2 separate regions of the Homo sapiens genome follow, and region 2 is linked to region 1. Evidence: chromatin contacts called from ENCODE Hi-C or POLR2A ChIA-PET data. All regions are on one chromosome and are shown on one strand. The core of a region is the stretch at or near the end of the contact, and the rest is flanking DNA. Distances in the headings are between cores, read along the strand shown. Region 1 holds the start of TTLL10 (tubulin tyrosine ligase like 10). Region 2 holds the start of INTS11 (integrator complex subunit 11).

Region 1 (6,361 bases), core at 992-3,491:
TGCACAGCGGCTGGGAGCAGCAGTCTCTCCACCTGCACAGCGGCAGCCTCTCTCCACCTGCACAGCGTCAGCCTCTCCACCTGCACAGCGTCAGCCTCTCTCCACCTGCACAGTGGCTGGGAGCAGCAGCCTCTCCACCTGCACAGCGTCAGCCTCTTTCCACCTGCACAGCGTCAGCCTCTCTCCACCTGCACAGCGGCTGGGAGCAGCAGCCTCTCCACCGGCACAGCGGCAGCCTCTCTCCACCTGCACGGCAGCAGCCTCTCCACCGGCACAGCGGCAGCCTCTCTCCACCTGCACGGTGGCAGCCTCTCTCCACCTGCACAGCGGCTGGGAGCAGCAGCCTCTCCACCTGCACAACAGCAGCCTCTCTCCACCTGCACAGCAGCTGGGAGCAGCAGCCTCGCAGGGTTGCTGCAAAGATGGAGTTTCCACATGTAATGTCAGGACAGCACCCGCCACACACTGCGCAGTCTGCAGGGCTGTGGTGATGGTGACTGTGGGGGTGACGGGAGGCAGAGAGCTCAGGGACAGCTCAGGATAGGCGGGAACACAAGCACATGTGAAAAGCAAGGCGATCGCCAACTCTGAGGAAAACAAATGGGCACCACCCGGGGAGGCCGGGCAGCTCTGCCCCAAACATCATTCGTGCCGGGATGATATGGACAGGGCAGCGTGTGGAAGACAAGCCCCTTTCACCGTCCACGGGGAATTTCTGCACTGGAAGCTCCAGAAGCAGCAGCATCAGGTGCTTTTTGGAAACAGGCAGTTAGAAAGCGGAAGCACAGCACCCACCCCCCCACCCAGGAAACTGCCTCCGTCTCTTCTGCTGCAGAAGAAGCAGCAGCTGGAAGAGGCAGCCAGGTGCTGATTTCATCGTAAGCCTGAGGCCTCCTTTGGGCTTTTCTAACTTTATGTCCTTATGATGTTCACAAATAACTAAATAAGTTGTGAGCTGTTATTTCTTGTCATTGAAATTAAAGGTGTTTTTTTTTTTAATTTTTTTAGACGAAGTCTCACTCTGTCGCCCAGGCTGGAGTGCAATGGCGCAATCGCGGCTCACTGTAACCTCCGCCTCCCAGGTTCAAACAATTCTCCCGCCTCAGCCTCCTGAGTAGCTGGGATTACAGGCGCCTGCTGCCATGCCCGGCTAATTTTTGTATTTTTAGTAGAGACAGGGTTTCTCCATGTTGACCAGGCTGGTCTCAAACTCCTGACCTCGTGATCCGCCCACCTCGGCCTCCCAAAGTGCTGGGATTACAGGCGTGAGCCACCGCCCCGGACTGAAATCAAAGGTTTCTTAAGCAGCTGCCCGCTGTGTGTGTGGTGAACCCGGGGCCTGAATGCAGGTGGGACGCAGCCTCCCAAGCGCCGGGAGCCGCTGGCTCCTCACGCCTGTCGATCTAGCAAATGTGCTTTGGAGTCTCTGACGGACGCGATTCTGAATCCAGAAGGAAAGCGTCTCACTCCGAGATGCTGACTGACGTGTCCTTTATAGCGGTGGGACTTGGGAAGCCGGTGACGCCCGGTGTGGAGGACGGTTGTGACGCCCCTCGGTGGGGACACGGTGTAAAGGCGGCGTGGAAACTTGGTGCACGACCTTACAATAAATTGTAAAATAAGCGTTTTACCTGGTGAGATGAAAAGACCGGCAGGAGACGGCACCCCGGTAGGATGAACAGAAGAGACTTTTAAACCTGAAGAAATCATCCAAAAAGCGACCACATGTTAGTGTCCTGCTGCGAGTTCTCCCCCCAGAATCCAAGCTTGGCCACGTGGGGCCCTAGGAAGGTACTGACATTGTTCGAAGAGCTGGTGCCTCCCGGCCGGAGGCCGCTGTCAAAGGACGCACGACCTGTGGGCTCAAGCAGCCGTCCGTCCAGGACTTGCTCTGCGGAGGCAGACCTGGTCCCAGGCCACGGAGCTCGTCCCAGGGCTGCCCAGCCCTCCCACCCCACCGGGTACACACACCGTTCCCCGGCCTGGCCTGGACCCGAGCCTCTCGCACGGTGGCGCTGGGGTCCGGGACCCGCAGAGCAGGCTCAGCCTGGCCCCACCCTACCCGATCCCTGTCCAGTCCCCTCCCCAGCCTCCTCCTCTCCTGAGCAGCCTCCCGAGGGGACCCGCAGGCAGGGCGTAGGAGGGCGGGGCCGAGCCCACTGGACCCCAGCTGGTGGCCGCCGGCGCTTCTTACCTGCCCAGCCCACAAGGTCCTGGGAGCCTGGGCCAGGAAACAACAGTGGTGACCTGGCAACCGTCTCCTGGCAACCCCCACCCAGCCGGAACCCAGAGGTGAGCTTGGGTTTTCGGAGGATGGGGAGGGGCTGCTGAGTGGCGGGGCCAGCCCGGGAAGCCGGGCTGAGGGCTGAGGCTGGAGAAGGGCACAGCTTCATGGGCACAGCTGCCTCCCAGTCACTGCTGGGACTGCCTGAGCCTGAGCCCCAGTTGCTGCCCCTCCGCCCGGCCCTCCCAGGATGGTCCCTGAGCCGTCTCTCAGGCCCCACCCATGCTCAGCACCCCAGGACCTGGCCCGGGCCAGGCTCTGCGTGCACCCTGGTGATGTTGGCTGGATACACGGCTGCCGATCCCTGAGCATTCTCTGTGCTTCACGTGGTCGGGTCCCTGTTCTCACTCCACAGCGGACGAGGTGCCACTGTGCCCCCCTCTGCAAACAGGAACCGGGGGCTCCACAAAGTGAGTGCCCCCCAGAGGGGGACTCACATCTATCGGTCCAAACTGCACCTTTCTGTAAGCCCCTCGCTGTGTCACAGACCTCGGCCAAAGTGAAGCATTCCGCAGGGGTTTGGGCCGTGAGGAACAGCCTGCCCGACACCTGACTTGAACACTCTGCGGGGAAAAACACCGAGGAACATCACGATTACCTTCTGCGGGAACAAGGGCCAAACAAACGGCCTCATCCTGAAGCCGTGTGGCCCGGGCCGCTCCCACCCATACCTATAGGCACCCCAGCCCGTAGGCGGCAGTGGGCTCTGGCATCCAGCTGGTCCCCCACCTCTGCAGGTGTTTGCAATGTACCCGTGTTGATGTAAGGCTGCCCTTTCTCCATCTCTGTGTGTCTTTGTTTAACCCTCACATTCTCTCTTTTTTTTTTTTCAAAATACGGAGTCTCACTCTTTTGCCCAGGCTGGAGTGCAATGGTACGGTCTCGGCTCACTGCAACCTCCGCCTCCCAGGATCAAGCAATTCTCCTGCCTCAGCCTCCCGAGTAGCTGGGATTACAGGTGCCCACCACAGTGCCCAGCTAATTTTTGTATTTTTAATATTAATTTTATTTTTTATTTTTATTTTGTTTTATATTTTATATATTTATTATTTTATATATTATTTTCTATATTATTATAATTATTTTATTATTAATTTATTATTAATTTTAGAGGGTTTCATCATGTTGGCCAGGCTGCTCTTGAACTCCTGACCTCAGGTGATCCGCCCGCCTCGGCCTCCCAAAGTGCTGGGATTACAGGCGTGAGTCACTGCGCCTGGCCTGCCCTCGCCTTCTCTTTAAAACACCTAATGATACGAGGTCTGGGAGTCCTGGGCTCCTGGCATGACCCATGGCACGGTCTGATCCCCTCTGCCTCAAACTCTGAGCCTCCAGCCACGTGTCCCCTACCCATCCGTGTCCTTCAGAGCTTTGCGTGGGTCACGAGGGCCTCTGTGCTTAGGGTCCCCTTGCAGGGGGCTGGTGGTGCCCCCAAAAGACAACCACATCATAGCCCTGAAACCTCGAATGTGACCTTATTTAGAAGAAGGGGCTTTGCAGGTGGGGTTACGTCAGGATCTCTAGTGACATCACCCAGGGCAGGCCCTGAATCAATGGCCTCTGCCCCCCTGAGAGGGAGGTGGAGAGAGGAGACGCAGACGTGGGGGAGACGCCGTGGGACTGGGGGGCAGAGATGGGTGACACGGCCACAGCCACTGATGCCTGAGCTGGCAGGGGCTGGGGAGGCAGACAGGGTCCTCTCCTGGAGCCCCCAGAGGGGTGCAGCCCTGCCTGCCCTGTGGCTTTGGAGTTCTGGCCTCCAGATGCGGGCGTAAGCGTCTGTTGTTGTGCCTGCCTGTGTGGTTTTTCAGCAGCCGGGAGGAGAAGCCACCCTTTCGAGAGTGTGGTGCCCGCTCCGGAGCCGCCTCCCCGACCCACGCCGGGGCGGCAGCCTGGGGGTTCCCCGCTCTGTGTCCCTGGGGCCTGAGCTGTGGGGGAAGAAGGGGCCCCGGCTGTCCCTGGGGAGTCCCTGGAAGGAAGAGAGAGCTCTCGGAAGCGGGGCGGTGGGGGGCGTCTCCCACCGTCCTCCTGGTTCTGTCCAGCTGGGAACAGTGTCCTCGTCCCCTCCCCGCACTCCCACCTTGCGCCTGGTGCTCAAGCTTTGAGATGGTCCCGCTGGACCCTGGTGCGGAGCAGACCCAGGAGGCCCCTCTGCCCTCTGGGAGCCTCAGGTCAGGTGGCAGGTGGGGCTGGGGCAGGTCCTGGGCTGAGTGGCTGGGCCTTCGGGGAGCAGGGCCCACTTGGTGGGGGTGACGGGTGGGGGGTTCCTTCGGTGGCTGCTGTGGCTCTCCAGGCTGGGAGCAGCAGATCCGGGTTCGGAAGCTCTGACTCTGGGAAGGGGCCTACGTGTGTCCCCTCCTCCCTGAGGCTGAGGCAGGTGGCCTGACAGGAGCTGATGGGGATGGGAAGGACTCGCCCAGCTCCTCTCCAGAACTGGCCCTTCCGGGAACAGAGCAAGGCAGGGTCCTTGCCCCTGGGCTGGGAGGGAGAGCCCCGTGTTCATCTTTGTGGCGCACCGGCCTTTGGAGGATGTGATCTGGACACACACCTCGGAGGACGGGTTTCCTTGTGTGGGGGGAGAGGGGGTGCAGCGGGCAGGTCCCCCAACCCCTGCAGCCTCCCCTCCCTGGGGCCCCACACAGGCCTGAGGACTCCCCACCGCCCTCAGAAGCCCCCAGGCTCCCCAGCCAGGCACTACCTCGTCCCTCACAGCTTTCCTGAGTTCAAACTTGAAAACTCTGCCCCTTAATCCCAAAATCTGGGTGGTGTGGCAGCCACGGATACCTGTAGCCCCAGCAAGGTTCCTGCGCAGGGCAGGTGGGAGCAGGACCTTGGGCCGTGGGTGTGCCCGGCCCGCGTGTCCAGGTGGGTGCAGCCCCCAGGGCCAGGCAGAATGGGGGAGGCCTGGCACCTCTCGGGCAGTGGGTGGGGTCTCCAGGCAGGCCAGGCCCTGCCACTGGAAGGGAGGTGGCCCCTTTGCCACCAACCTGTGGCTGTCACCGGGGCAGGTGTGGCTGGACCAGGAAGCCCTCCTGGCTGGCGCCTGGCTGCCTCCATCCTGTCCGCAGCCCTCGCTCCTGCTGGCCGGCACCATACGCTCTTGGTCACCTGCTCAGAGAGGCCCCCCAGGGCCACCGGCTGCCCCCTCGGTAGCTCCCTTCAGCACAGGCTGAGGTGTCTCCACTCAGGGACTCCCCCTTCCCCCAGAACCTTGACCTGAGCTGACCACAGGAGAGTCAGGGAAGATTCCTGAGCAAAAGAAGGAGGGAGGGAGGGACGGAGAGAGGAGGAGGAGGGAGGAGGGGGAAGGAGGGATGGAGGAGAGGAAGGAGGAGGGGGAGGGAAAGAGGAGGGAAGGGAGGGAGGGAGCCTCTCCCAGGAACCTTGGGGGCCTCCGGGGCCGGATGCAGTGTCTGGGGTTCTGTCCTCAGCTGGGCCCTTTGCACGGCGGGGGTCTGTGCACGTGTGGTTAAAATAAGGAGCTGGTCCAAGCATGGGTGCGTGAACTGCAGACTTTATTACTATACAAAGACTTTTTTCTGTTTTGTTCCCGGTGCTTATGGAGAGGAGGAGGAGGAGGAGAAACCGCACAGGGAGGCTCTGGGTACGGCCCCGCCAGCCCCAGCAGGGTCCTTCCTGTCACACCCCGTGCAACGCAGCAGGCGCTGTGGAGAGTGAGCCCCACTGCAGTGTGGGGCGCAACTTCATCCGAGGGGTGCTTGGAGGGACTGGCCAGACGGGCACAGCGGTGAGGAGGTGCTGGGATGGGGAAGGTCCCCGAGCTCCGGGCGGTGTTGGATGAGCTCAGGCTCACAGGTGTGGCCCTGCCTGGCCCGAGCTCTCCAGGTGTGTCCAAACCTTGTGTTATATGCACCTTGCAGTCCAGGGCTCACCCGTGCGGTCTGGTGAGGTGGACGCCACATTCTGGGGGTGGCACTCCAAGTTCTTCCCCACACACGTCGCTCAGGCGGCAGCAGCATGGGGGTGGTTTCAGCTGGCCCTGCGGGGGACTGCCCCATCTCCCCAGGGAGGAAAGAGGGTCTGGAGATAGCCCCGGGTGGGGGAGGTCAACCTGCA
Region 2 (6,533 bases), core at 783-3,282, 150 kb before region 1:
CTTCATCAGGATTGCGCATTCAGGGACCTTGGCACAGCCCCTCCTGTGGATCAGGCCACTGACTCCGTGTCAGTCCCTGACCCCGAGAGTGGCCCCCTCTGGCTTTATCAGACCACTAGGCCCCGCTGTCTGCAGCAGGTGTCTCTGCTGGTGCTTTCTTGTTTTTGTTTCTCTCTCTAGATGCTGTATCTGCTTTTACCAGCTGGAGAAATACTAAGCCCCTGCCGAGAGCCAAGCACCATCCTAGCCATCTATCTGGGTGCATGGGGAGTGCGAGCAGCCATCTGGGGTGGGGTCAGATGACAACAAAGACAGGAAGTTCTGAAGTCCTAGACAAGAAAACAGACACAGCAGAAAGCAGAGACAGGTGGGGCCGGGGGTGGGGGGATGCTGCCGGGCAGGCTGCCCCATCTTCCTCACTGCTACATCCCCAAAAGCAGAAAAGAGGCTGTAGGGCTGGCACTTGCTGGATGGATGGACACGTGTTTTCACTCCTGTTGCTGAAACTCCATGTCCCACACAGATGGGTTTTACCACTCAGAAGATTGCCACGAGGCTCTTGTACTAGCCCTAGGGAGCCTTCCACGAGTGGCCCAGGCCCTGCTTTGGATTCTGCTGGCATTCACATAGTCACTCCACAGATCCACAGACATCCAGGCACCCATGCTTTGTGTGAGTGTTGCCAAGCACCCTTGCCCTGTCTCCCCGGGTGCCCCACGGGCCCGCACCTGCTCTGGGGAACCTGAGAGTCAGCTGCATTCCACCTCGACCAGGAAGAGGGCCTGGGGGTTCCTAGGCCGGTTGGTGCTGGGAGCCCTGTCCTGGCCTCCCTGGCTGCAGGGACTCCATCGGTGGGGGAGGGGGAAGGGCACCCAGCCGTGGTGAGAGCTCCTGGCCAGGAGCAGGTGGGCAGGTTGCTCAGCACCCTAGGACTGGGCCCTTCATCACTAGGGATCATGGGCTGCAAGCCCTGCCCAGCCCGTGGCCCAGGCTGCTGGAGCACTGGTGCCTGCAGGGTGCTGAAGCCTGGCGTTGCAGGCCCCACAGGTTGGGTTGCATGCTTGGCACCAGGCGGAGGCCCCAGATGTGAGCTCACCGGGCTTCAGGTGTGGGGGATGGCTGCTCCTGGGCCTCAGAAAGATGCAGTCCCATAGACTTCCAGCACGCCCCTCCCCTCCTCGGGCCTTAATTTTGTCCACTGAGAAGATGGTCTCTGAGGCTCTGGGGTTTCCTTCTTGGTCACCAGATATTCTGCGGGCCTTGCCTTCCTGCCCAGATTCGAGCCAGTGGCAAACAGAAGCTGCCAGGAGCTTCTCAGAGCTGTGGCTGGTGGCTCGGTAACAACAGGAAGGGCAGTGGCTGTGCAGGAGGCAGGCAGCTTGCCAGCCCAGGAAGGTGACCCAGGACACCTCCAGGCCTTTCCCAGGGCAGCCCAACGGCCCAAGGTCAGGGCCGGGCGCGAGGGCGGCCTGAGCACAGAGCACGGGGGCTGACAGCAGGCTGGGGGGCCAGCAGGAGACGGGGCCCCACGGCGCCCCAGGCCTTGTGGGTGGGACCAGACCCTGTCGAGCGAGCGCTACGAGTCTCACCTGGGAAGGGGGCTTCAGATGGCACCGGACTGGATGGGCACCGGTTCGGGTCCCTGCTCCACCGAGAGGCCCAGGAAGGGGCGGAGGCCCGGGGTGGTGTTGGGGAGGGGCCGACCTGAGCCACGGCTCCGTCCTGCGCGGGAGCCGGGTCCTCGGCCGCCCGCCCGCTCCGGCCCTCTAGGACGACGTCCCCTCCCGCTCCCGGCCCCTCGGCGACTTCCGGACCGTGCGGGTTGGGTTGGGCAGGTGCGGCCGCCGAGTCCGAGCCGCTCACCTAGGCCGTAGCCGCCGTGCGGGCCCCGTCCCCGCCCACCGCCCCGCCCTCGCCCCGCCCTCGCCCGCCGCCCTGATTGGTTGGATGCTGCCCAATCAGGAGGCCCGGCGCCCCGACCCGCGTTTCCGGCTAGCGCACCGGAAGTTGCAGCGAGGTGGTTGCGCCTGCGCAGTGCATCACCGCAGGCGGGCCTCGCGGGTCCGGGAGCGCGGCGGAGACGATGCCTGAGATCAGAGTCACGCCCTTGGGTGAGTGGGAGCCGCCGGGAGGGCTGTGGGGTGGGCTCCGTATGCGGCTCCGGGCGGGCTGGGCGCCCCGCTCCCTCCCGTTTCTCGTGGAGCCAGGTGCGCGCCGCGGGCGTCCTCCGGTCTCCTCCCCGCGCGGGCCCTGGTGGGAGCCGAGAGGCGGCCTAGTCCCTGCACCCCGGGCCTCCGGCAGTGACGCGAGAACGCGAGCCCCGAGGTTCAGGCGGCCGTGAGGGGACGTCGCAGATGGGGCCGCGGGGCCTTCGCGCTCGCTGTGCGCTTTCGTCGGTGCCTTGACCTCCCCGTGCCGCGCGCTGCCGCCTCCAGCCCTACCAGCCCTTCAGTCCCTTAGCCCCTCAGCCCCGCAGACCCTCAGCCCCCCAGCTCCCCAGCCTCTCAGCCTCCCAGCCCCTCAGCCCCCCAGCCCCTCAGCCCCCCAGCCCCCCAGCCCCTCAGCCCCGCAGACCCTCAGCCCCCCAGCTCCCCAGCCTCTCAGCCTCCCAGCCCCTCAGCCCCTCAGTCCCTCAGCCCCCCAGCCCCCCAGCGCTCCAGTCCCCCAGACCCTCAGCCCAGCAGACCCTCAGTCCCCCAGCCCCTCAGTCCCCCAGCCCCTCAGCCCAGCAGACCCCCAGACCCTCAGCCCCCCAGCCCCTCAGCCCCCCAGTCCCCCAGCCCCCAAGCCCCTTAACCCCGCAAGCCCCTCAGCCCCCCAGCCCCGCTTCTGCCTCCTCACGTCTTGCTTTCTGTCCACCACTCTGTGTGCTCACGCCCGAGTTACAATCAACTCTCACTTTAGCTCTTGTTCTACCTGATTTCTGCAACACTGAAAAAAATAGCAAAAAACGCAAATATGTACTCCTAAAAGTCCTGACAGTCTGGGCACTGTGGCTCACGCCTGCAATCACAGCACTTTGGAAGGCAGAGGTGGGAGGATCGCTTGAGCCCAGGAGTTCAAGACCAACCTAGCCAACATGGCAAGACCCCATCACTCCAAAAAAAAAAAATGCTAAAATTGGCAGGGCGTGGTGGTGTGTGCCTGTGGTTCAAGCTACTTGGGAGGCTGAGTTGTGAGGATTGCTTGAGCCCAGGAGGTTGAGGCTGCAGTGAGCCATGATTGTGCCACTGCACTCCAGCCTGGGTGACAGCAAAACCATGTCTCAAAAGAAAGTCAAAGTCGTAACAGTATAGAACGATGTGAAGAAGGAAAAAATTAGTCAAAATCCAGGGTCTCAGAAACAGCTGGAGGGACATGGTGTTGGTGGCCAGTCATCCTGATGTCCTTAGCGTTTTCCACAGGTGCCTGCCCTGTGCTGTCCTGGAACCTGGTCCTTCCACCGGGCAGGGGGTCGAGGGCACCTTCCAGCACAGACACCAGGACGGGATTCCATGTCCTCCCCCATGGCGTGAGCGCTTCCTCGGAGGGTGCCCCCCGCCCCGGTGTGGACACTGTGCTGTGAACACCCCTGGCCTGTGCACACCCCATGGCATTTTGCAGCTGTTTGCATGGGCCCCACTGCCCTCCCCTGCTCTCTGGGTCCTCCGTGGGGTCCTCCCAGCCTGCCCCTTTCCCATTTGGCCTCTTGGCTGCCTGTTCTGCCCACTCTCTGGACATCTGATCTTTCTGATCTTTCATGTGGCTTCAATTACCCGCAATCTGTACCTGGGTATATTCTCAAGGTCACCTCAGCCAAGGTATCATCAAAGCCGAAGTCCTGTTTCACCGCTTCCCTGCACCAGGGACTGCCTCGGGCTCCGTGTCCGCGCTCACTGGACCACTGCTGTGTCCTTGGGGTCACTCCCACGCCTTGGCCTGTGTGTGGCTACCCCCCCCGCCGCCGGTCCCCCTACCCACCCTGCCCATCCCTCCCCACCGCCGGTCCCCCCACCCACCCTGCCCGTCCCTCCCCCTGCTGGTCCCTTCCCTCCCCCCTGCCTGTCCCTCCCTGCTGCCTGTCCTCCCTCCGCCCGCCCCGCTTCTTCTCCTCCCCTGGACCATCCCTTCCCCACCCCGTCCCTCCCCCTCCCCCACCCTACCCCTCCCCTCCCCTGCTCAAAAGTTGGCTTCTCGGAGCAGTCTCCTGTCATGGTTCTGGAAGTTTTGAGGCTTCCTCATTCTCTCACCTTGCTCTTTTCTGTCATAGTAACCTTCGTCTGGCGTGCTTTGGGTGTCTTGTTTGTCTGCCGTCTGTCTCCTTGCTGACAGGGATATCTCCTCCTGTCTTCTGAGCCCTGTCCCCTCGTGTATCTCCAGGCTCTATTCCCGCACCTTTCCACTTTCCTTCCTGGGATCACTGTGGGTCCTGTCGGGAGGCGGGACTGCCAGTACTTCAGGACTGGGCTTTGGAATTCAGAAAACCAGCCCGGGCCCCATGCCTCGGGGCCGTGTGCCACAAGTGCCTCTGTGGCCTTAGGTCCCTGGGCATGAAGAGGGGCGGCCCTCCCTTCCCACAGGTGCCAGAGGGCCTCTGTGAGCCTGGCGTGGCTTGGGGTAGGAGATGCAGAGGGAGGAGACAGCTGAGACCCTGCTCTCAGAGAGCTCACACCCAGCGGGGGCAGGAACAGGCCTGGAAGAGAACCTGAGATCCCCTCTCTGTGGCAGGCAGCCCCTCGGCTGTGGCCCCGTCATCCTGATGTGTGGTGCTGGCTTTGGACACTTCGAGTGGCTGGCAGGGGGAGGTGGGTGGGATTCAAGGGGAAAACTGTTCACTGCCATCAGACTCCTGCCCAGGCACAGTCTGTGCAGGGGCCGTGACCCTTTCCTCTCGGGCCCCCAGGCCACATGAGGGGGCTGAGTGTGCCTTGGCTGGCCAAGGCCTCTGGCTGGAGCAGCTGGGCAGGGCTGCTTGGCTGTCAGGAGTGTGGGAGGGCTGCAGATGAGGGTCTGTGTTGGGGGCTGCATGGTGTGCAGTGGTGTGAGGCTCGTGTTGCCACGCTGGCCACTGCTGGACCACTGGCACCGTGTTCGCTATGGCATGGCTGAGGCTGTGTGGCGCCCCTCCACAGCCGCACCACCAGAGAACACCCAGTGCCAGCACTTAGTCACTTACTGCCTTGCCTGCCTGGGGAAAGATCCTGGAGAAGGTGGCCTCATTGGTTTGCAGCTCTGCTGGGGGTCCAGCCACAGCCCAGGAGTGACTCTGACCGAGGTGTTGGCCCCACAGACCAGCCGTTGTCTCTGTTGGAGGCTGAGGGCCACAGCACAGTGCCCACTACTTAGCCAGCAGGCCGTGGCCACCTTAAGAGGCCAGGGGAAGCTGGCGGGGGAGGGCGTGTGGGCTGCCAGCCTCCACCCTGGACATGATGGTGTGGGGCATGGTCCCCTGTGTCCCCCTTCCTGTGAGTAGGGGTGGCCCTGCTTCTTGGCCCATGTGTCTGTCCACACAGCAGACTTGGTCCGGTTTCCTCAGTGCACTGGGGTCCTGCAGAGCTTGGGGAGGCAGCACAGGGGGCGGGGGGCGCAGCAGTGACTCATCTGCCCTCCCTCGAGTAGGGGCCGGCCAGGACGTGGGCCGAAGCTGCATCCTGGTCTCCATTGCGGGCAAGAATGTCATGCTGGACTGTGGAATGCACATGGGCTTCAATGACGACGTGAGTCCCTTGGGCAGGAGGCCCAGAGGCTGGGAGAGCCGGCCATCCACAGCTGGACCCTGGGCCTCAGAGCCGGGACAGTGGGGTGGTGGGCAGCAGTGGTTGTGCTTGGATGGCTGCACCCTGTGGGGAGCAGGGATGGGTGGGCCTGGCCGAGGTGAGCCCCTGCATGGTGGGGTCCCCCTGTGCTGGCGCTGAGCCCCAGCCCCGGGGTCCTGTAGGCTGGACTCCGTGAGACCCTGGGCTCAGCTTCCAGCTCACATCTGTCAGTGAGGTTGGGGGTAACCTCGGCCCCTCCGGATGCTGTGAGCAGCCAGGGGTCCTGGTGCCACCTGCGGGATGGGAGTGCCCAGCCTGAGTCTGCACATAGAACCCCCCTTCCTGGGGGCCCCTCCCTGGGGCATGGGTGGCCCCAGATGCTGCCTGGAGACCACTGTGCAACCTGAAACCCCCACATCCTTCCTAGCGACGCTTCCCTGACTTCTCCTACATCACCCAGAACGGCCGCCTAACAGACTTCCTGGACTGTGTGATCATTAGGTGGGTTCCTGTTGGGGGCCTTGAGGGTCCCATGTCTGTGCCTGTGGGGCTTGGGCCACCTTGCTTGGTCTCGGCAGCGTTTGGCAAGGGGCCTGTGCCATCCTTGATCCTCAGGGGGCTTCTAGGCCCCAGGATCTGCTCCCTGCCTGCCTTACTGGTCACACACATGGCCTGGTCTCTGTCTGTTCTTCCGGCCCTGCCCTCTGAACCCTACTTTCTGAACCCGGCCCTCCAGGCTTCACCCTCTCTGATGCCTTCACTGTCTCAGGATCTTTAAACCCCACTGTCTTGTTGGCG

What was found. A loop is a pair of places that touch in the nucleus more often than their neighbours do. ChIA-PET counts read pairs that join two places held with the same protein, here RNA polymerase II (POLR2A). Pooled maps may share reads with other maps.
Region 2: a loop to region 1 is called in a pooled map, with 4 times the contacts of the local background. The contact joins the promoter of INTS11 here to the promoter of TTLL10 in region 1. A Hi-C loop is called at or near these places in 1 of 50 pooled maps. POLR2A ChIA-PET finds 5 or more read pairs at or near these places in 2 of 52 experiments (H1 and WTC11).

What each region holds. Positions count from the first base shown.
Region 1 is chr1:1,169,760-1,176,120 of GRCh38, reverse strand. It overlaps TTLL10 (tubulin tyrosine ligase like 10), which reads right to left and starts at 2,241. Exons shown (of 16, transcript NM_001130045.2): 1 at 2,195-2,241; 2 at 1,800-1,836; 3 at 1,632-1,697. It overlaps TTLL10-AS1 (TTLL10 antisense RNA 1), which reads left to right. Exons shown (of 2, transcript NR_173246.1): 2 at 1-3,065. MIR200BHG (MIR200B, MIR200A and MIR429 host gene) reads right to left here. Exons shown (of 2, transcript XR_007065348.1): 2 at 5,783-6,361. RefSeq lists enhancers at 6-524, 4,748-5,315 and a silencer at 2,002-2,091.
Region 2 is chr1:1,320,159-1,326,691 of GRCh38, reverse strand. INTS11 (integrator complex subunit 11) reads left to right here and starts at 2,032. Exons shown (of 17, transcript NM_017871.6): 1 at 2,032-2,111; 2 at 5,599-5,696; 3 at 6,163-6,236. The coding sequence starts at 2,084. CPTP (ceramide-1-phosphate transfer protein) reads right to left here and starts at 1,890. Exons shown (of 3, transcript NM_001029885.2): 1 at 1,590-1,890. RefSeq lists silencers at 1,434-1,933, 2,114-2,243 and enhancers at 3,062-3,571, 4,335-4,843.